Regions from separate parts of the Mus musculus genome. Here region 2 is linked to region 1. The links are chromatin loops, found by intact Hi-C in ENCODE. Cell type or tissue: heart. All regions are shown on one strand. Each heading gives the region's core, and the rest is flanking DNA. Links, peaks and the distances in the headings are about the cores only. Region 1 has its middle 24 kb from the start of Gm39364. Region 2 overlaps Dapk2 (death-associated protein kinase 2).

Evidence for each region. Peaks named below come from ENCODE experiments on the same cell type or tissue, not always from the same donor. Only the 100,000 strongest peaks of a DNase experiment are listed, where the experiment ranks them.
Region 2: it touches region 1 in a loop (4-fold over the local background); 7 of 42 quality-filtered maps call a loop at or near these places.

The regions. Positions count from the first base shown.
Region 1 is chr9:66,275,502-66,278,415 of GRCm38, reverse strand. No RefSeq gene overlaps it. Among named protein-coding and RNA genes, the nearest start is that of Gm39364, 24 kb to the left of the region's middle. In heart, for the core only: no CTCF peak of the experiment used is centred there; DNase peaks (open chromatin) are centred at 1,295 and 2,565; H3K4me3 peaks cover 895 bases; H3K27ac peaks cover 1,368 bases.
Region 2 is chr9:66,212,285-66,215,198 of GRCm38, reverse strand. All of the region lies in intron 2 of Dapk2 (death-associated protein kinase 2), which reads right to left. Among named protein-coding and RNA genes, the nearest start is that of Dapk2, 56 kb to the right of the region's middle. In heart, for the core only: a CTCF peak has its summit at 1,409; a DNase peak (open chromatin) is centred at 1,588; H3K27ac peaks cover 2,500 bases.

The DNA of each region.
Region 1 (2,914 bases), core at 272-2,771:
CACTTTGCCAACTGAGCCATCTCTCTAGCCTCTAGGAGTAGTTTTTCTAAAGTATCATAGCAGAATCTCTTAAGCAACTTGTTTAGCACCCCCAGAGCTTCTAATACAGGAAAGGTGGAGTGGGCTAGAAAATGTGTACTTCTGACGAGTTTCCAGTTGCTGGCCAGAGACCACACTAAGAGGTGCTGATCTAAACCACAGCCCTAAAGAAGAGTCACCTCCCCATCACCCAGGAGGCTCAAGCCTACATTCGAAGCCATCATCTTCACAGTGCTTTCTTCCTGAGCATACTCCACCAGACCACCCCACCTCCTCAGGAGGTATAAGTTCTTCCTACCTCCGAGTCTCTGCTCAGGTGGGTCCTGTACTGCAGACTCTGTAGACCCATTGCAAACACAAGGCATCTTGTCCTTTAGGAGCATCTCAAAAGCTCACTGGGGCCTTATCCGTCAGAATGAAGGCTCCTTCCTCAGCTCCTGGCTTAGTTCCTATTTCTTCCTGTCATTAAACTGTGAGTTCTGGAGGACCTGTCATGTTCCCGTTTTTGTCTACACATGTGTTAAATGCATGTGACTGCAGAAGACAGAATGGGGGCAATGGGTGGATCTTTGGGGAAATAGATTTGGGCCCAGCCAAGAAAGAACCTGTCAAACGTGAATACGTTGGTAGCTGATTTTATATATATATGTACATATATATATATATATTCGCACATATATTCATACATATATTCACATATATATATGTCATATATATAGTATTCATATATATGGTAGTCATATAGATAAGTATGAATGACAGAGTTTTTCTCTGTAAATGTATGTCCTGGCTGTCCTGGAACTGCTTCTGTAGACCAGGCTAGCCTCGAACTTTCAGAGACTCACTTGCCTCTGCTGGGATTAAAGGCATATACCATCACGGTTTGATTCCAGCTTTTGAGGGAGGGTCTTGTCACTTCCAGTACCTTCAGTAGCACATCATAAATCAGACAAGCTTGCGAGACTCACTTGACGACACTGTGGCTAAGCAGATCCTGGGCACTGTAATTTGTTGCCTGACTAAGGAGGGGAGGGAGAATTTTCCAGAATATGATCTCTTACAGCTGGTGGGGCTTTCCAGGGCTAGCACTGAGTGAAGGCGACTGATGAGGTCTGCAGTTGTTCAGGAACGTCTGCCCTGTTTCCTCTCCAACCAGGAAATGCACCCTCAGGCCCAAAGCCCACAGCTTGGCTACTAAAAGGGTCTGAGAAAGCAATGACCCAGGACCCAGCTGGGGAGGGCCAACATCTCAGTTCGACCTCTGTCAGCCTGTAGGTCTCAGGAGCTTTCCTGTTTCCGCTCCTTCCCGGGTTAACTAAGGTCATAACCTTCTGGAAGAATGCGGGGTCAGCCAGCCCGACTGCAATTTCCTCTCCCTGTGTGTGAAAGGAGATATGTCCAACTGTGACTATACAGAGCCCACAGTCTTGTGACTCAGCAGACTCGAGCGTCCTCAGTCCCATCCCTTGGAATGTCACACAGACAGACAGCTGCAGGAGTTCGATGTGGTCGCCACAGATGCTGCGAAGCCTGGACTCACAGATATCTCTCCCTGAGTCTCTCGTTGGTCAAACCTATACCTATCTATACCAGTACTGGGGACAGAACCCAGGGCTTTGCACATGTGAAGAGAGCACTTTGCCACTGAGCTATGTCCCCAGCCCATGTTTACGGTATTTTTATGGCCTGAATTGTGTTCACTTCCTCCTAAACCCATATATGGAACTTTTAAAGTGACTATATTTAAAGATAGGGTCTTTGTAGGGATAAATAAATAAGATGAGGATATATTATGGACACTAATCCAGCATAACTGGTGACCTTGTTTTTTTTGTTTTTTGTTTTCTTTTTAAAAGACAGACATCTATAGAGAGAAGACCAGGGTGTGACAAATTAAGGAGAAACGCTCAGACAGAGCCAACGCTACTGACACCTTGCAGTGTCTAAAGCTGAGAAAGTAAATTTCTAGTGCATTAAGTCACCCAGACCCAGATATTTTGTTTTGACATTTTTTCACTAATGCAATACTACCAATAAAAACAAGGAAACAGAGTGAGGGAAATTCACCGAGTCCTAGCAACAGGGCTAGGGCTGTGGCTCAGTGGTTGAATGCTTGTCTAGCGCATTCAAGGGCCTGGGCTTAATCTTCAGTGCCACAAAAACAAAACCAAACAAGCAGAATCCTGAACACCAGCCGCTGTCCACCTTGCCCCACCCCCCATTTTACTGAAGTCATCTCTGCTTCTAAAATACAATGTTATTAGTATAGATTTTGCATTTTATTTTTTAAAAAAAGGATTGTACTGCATGTGATTCTCCAAGATTTTTCTTTTTTCTTTTTCTTTTTTCTTCATTTTTTACTCCCCCACCCCCACCCCCAGGAAAAGTAGAATGTGAATCCAGGGCAGGCAAATCTGGGCTGGAGTCCAGATCCCAAGAGCTCCAGCTGGGAGAAGGCAGGCACAGTTCTTAACTTTGCTGAGGCTGGCTTCATCATCCTTAAAAAAGGAGCTCACTTCCCTTACAAGGTTGTGCGCAGGGCTACAGAGAATGCCTCACTGACGCACGGGTCCCTCACAATCGCCGCCTCCCTGGGTTCTGCTATTGTTTTAACTTGAATGGGAGATCTTACAATGTCATTTTGTCCCTAGATAATATAATCAACTGTTTTCTAGATTAAGAGCAAGGGCTGTGAATTCTACTCGGTGAAAAGAGGACTTGGGAATCTGTGTTTCGCTATCCATTAAGAACTGCTGCTGCTGCTGCCTCTGATGGAGGGCAACCGTGGGAGGGAGGGACAATCAAGCCCAGAAAAACTTGAAGGAAGCTCACCAACTGTGCTGGTGCCTTTGAGACAGCAATTAACCACCTCCAT
Region 2 (2,914 bases), core at 299-2,798, 63 kb after region 1:
ACCTTAGAACCCAAAGATATGTGGAAGAAGAGAACTGACTCAACAGTGTGTCCTCTGACACACATGTCCATCACACTTCTCATATACACACAGTAAGAATAAATAAAAACGGGGGGGGGGTCGAAGAGGTGGCTCAATGAGTAAAGGTGCTGGCTGTTAGTTCTCAAAGACACACACACAGACACACACACCACACACACAGACACTACACACACATACACATCTCACTCAGTACCTGTGGCTTCTCCCATCACCCCTCATCTTTCTCCCATCCTAAGCCTCTCCCTCCCAAGGGCTGGCTCTGGCTCCCTTCCTCCAGCCTCTGACCCCTATATTACCAGCCATTCTGGTTATGCACTCTCTGAGTCTCCTGGTTCCCAGAAGCTCTGCTTGTTCCCCCTCCTCTCTTTTCTCCCTCTCCCTGCCCCACCTCTCATGACTGGGTTCAGCCTGGGACCTCCAAGATGCCTCTGGCTGTGCTCTCCCTCATACCTACAATAAACCTTCTCAGCTATATCCTAGAGAGGCCATGTCCTTATTTGTCCCTCACTTGTCACCAAGCCTCATTGGCTGCACTTGATCCCTGAGATCCAAATAATGGAAAGAAAGAACCAATTCCTGCAGGTTGTCTCTCCACATGTGTTGTGCAGTAGCATGCACGCACACACACACGCACGCACACACACACACACACACACACACACACACACACAGAGTACATCAATAACTAAATGTATGTCCTAAAGAATACTAAGGATTAAAAAAGGTAAGCAACTTGGCAGTTGGGTAAAGCGGTATAAACACAAGTCCTTGTCTCTCGACTCCAGCTTCAGGGTTCTCAAGGTAACTAAGCCTGCTAAGGGGTGCCAAGCAGTGGGGAGAGGGCCCACCACAGAGGGAAGGTTTGGTTTGCAGTACTGAGGATCAAATCCAGGGCCTCACTCATGCTAAGCAAGCACCCTACTGCTGAGCTAGTCTCTGACCTGATTTGTCTAACACTGCCAGCATGCAGAGATGATAAAAGGCAGGGTGATTATTTTTTTTTAACTAAATTTTATTGTTGATGTTAAATTCTCAAAAGACAACTCAACCCTTAAGCCACGCCTGCAGCAAGGGTAAGTGCTCCCACTGCCCACATACTCCCTCCTCTCGCCTAAGCCACGATCAGCCAGACCTGTTCTATCAACTCCCAGGGCCCAGGTGCTGAAGTTTTGTGCATCCTATGAACAGTGGGTCTAACTCATTCCCCTTCTCAACCAGCTCTCAGGCATCCATGAAGTGAGTGCCCCAAAGCCACCAGTTTATCAGGTGGAGCAGGGGCAGAGAGAGATGACTGAATCTTAAGAACATCACCCCGACAGAGGGTTCCCCCTCCTGCTTCCCCTCAGCCAGCACTGCAGTTCCTTTTCTCACCCTGCAGAACAATGGGCCACAGTTCCTCTGGAATTACCCAGCAGTCATTCAGGGCCATAGGGCAAAGGCAGTGCTTTGAAACTTCCACTCAAGGGACACCAGGTGCAGCCCAAGAGAGGGAATAGGACCTTCAGCCAGTGCAGTCTCGGAGACAGGAGCAGGTCAACTTACAGTCCCCAGGAACTGGATCAGCCAAATTATAAGGGGTGCACAGACACTCTGGAGATGACGTTTCTGAGGCCTCTCTGCACTCTACCTGGCTAGGTTCCAACGCTGGGCCTCTGAGGCCCTTTCCTTATCTCCCATAACCGCCCTCCAGCCAGGCTACTCCCATGAACTCTCTTGGCTGAGGCTATGGGTCAGTGGTAGAGTACTTGTCTAGCATGCCCCATGTTCAGGGTTCAATGGCCAGTACTGAAAAAATTGTGTGTGTGTGTGTGTGTGTGTGTGTGTGTGTGTGTGTGTGTGTGTATGTGTGTCCCCACACTACTGTAGCCACTAACCTGTTTCTAATCTTATATGTGTAAGTCTATAAACTACAACCACTCAAATTCAGAATTTAGAGTCCAAAGACCCAGGGTCTATTTCCAGTTTTGCTGAGTTTAGCCAATCGTGTAAGTCTCCCCCTCAGTTTCTTCGTACCTAACACAGACAGGAATGTTGCAGTTTTACCACATTGTAATGTGAATGAAAGGAGTCTGAAAGTTCCTGGTAAGGCAAGCTTCCGTGGGTGTAAATCCCCATTTCCCTGTAGCCACTGGATTGCCACAGCTCCATTTCCCAATCACGGTGGGTTCAGGAACTTGACTTAACCCTGATGAACCCCAACCTCAGCTTCAAAGTAAACGGTGCTGGAAGGCCATTGAAAAGCAAGGTTCCTCTGGTGGGACAGGACACCCAGAAAGACAGAGAATACTTTAGGACACTGGTATCTAAGTCAAGGCAGGCAGGAAACCATATAGTCAAGAAGCCAGAGTAGAGTAAAGAAACACAATATTGTCAGAAGTCAGAGAAGGAAGCAGGTGAGTGATAAAGGAGGGAGCAGAGCTTTGCCCAAAGCCAGGTGGGTGAGTCAGGAGGGAGACAGGGAGGGTGCAGCACCCACCTACAGCAGGTGGGATATCAGGGAAAACAGAAACAGCAGCCAAGAGGGAACTTGTAAATGGAAGAGGGCCCACAGCCATTCAAACGGGGCTTTTCTTCTGTCTGAGGAATGTTTTCCTTGTCCTGGGCCACATGGCTTAGACAGTTCTAGGCCCTTGACAATGGCTTTCACATTTATTTGGGTGTGGAGATGCCTCTCTCAGGCAAATACTTCACAGAGTACAATAGGTAAAACAGATAAGACACCATGTTTCTTTGTTGGGGGGAACACTCTGAGCCCACTCATCTACCACCCCCACACCTATGAAGCCTCCTCTTTAGAGGCTCTGTGGAACCCCAAAGCTCCTGGGAACCCAGTTTGAGAAGTAAACACAGGAGCATGAGTGTAGATGATCCC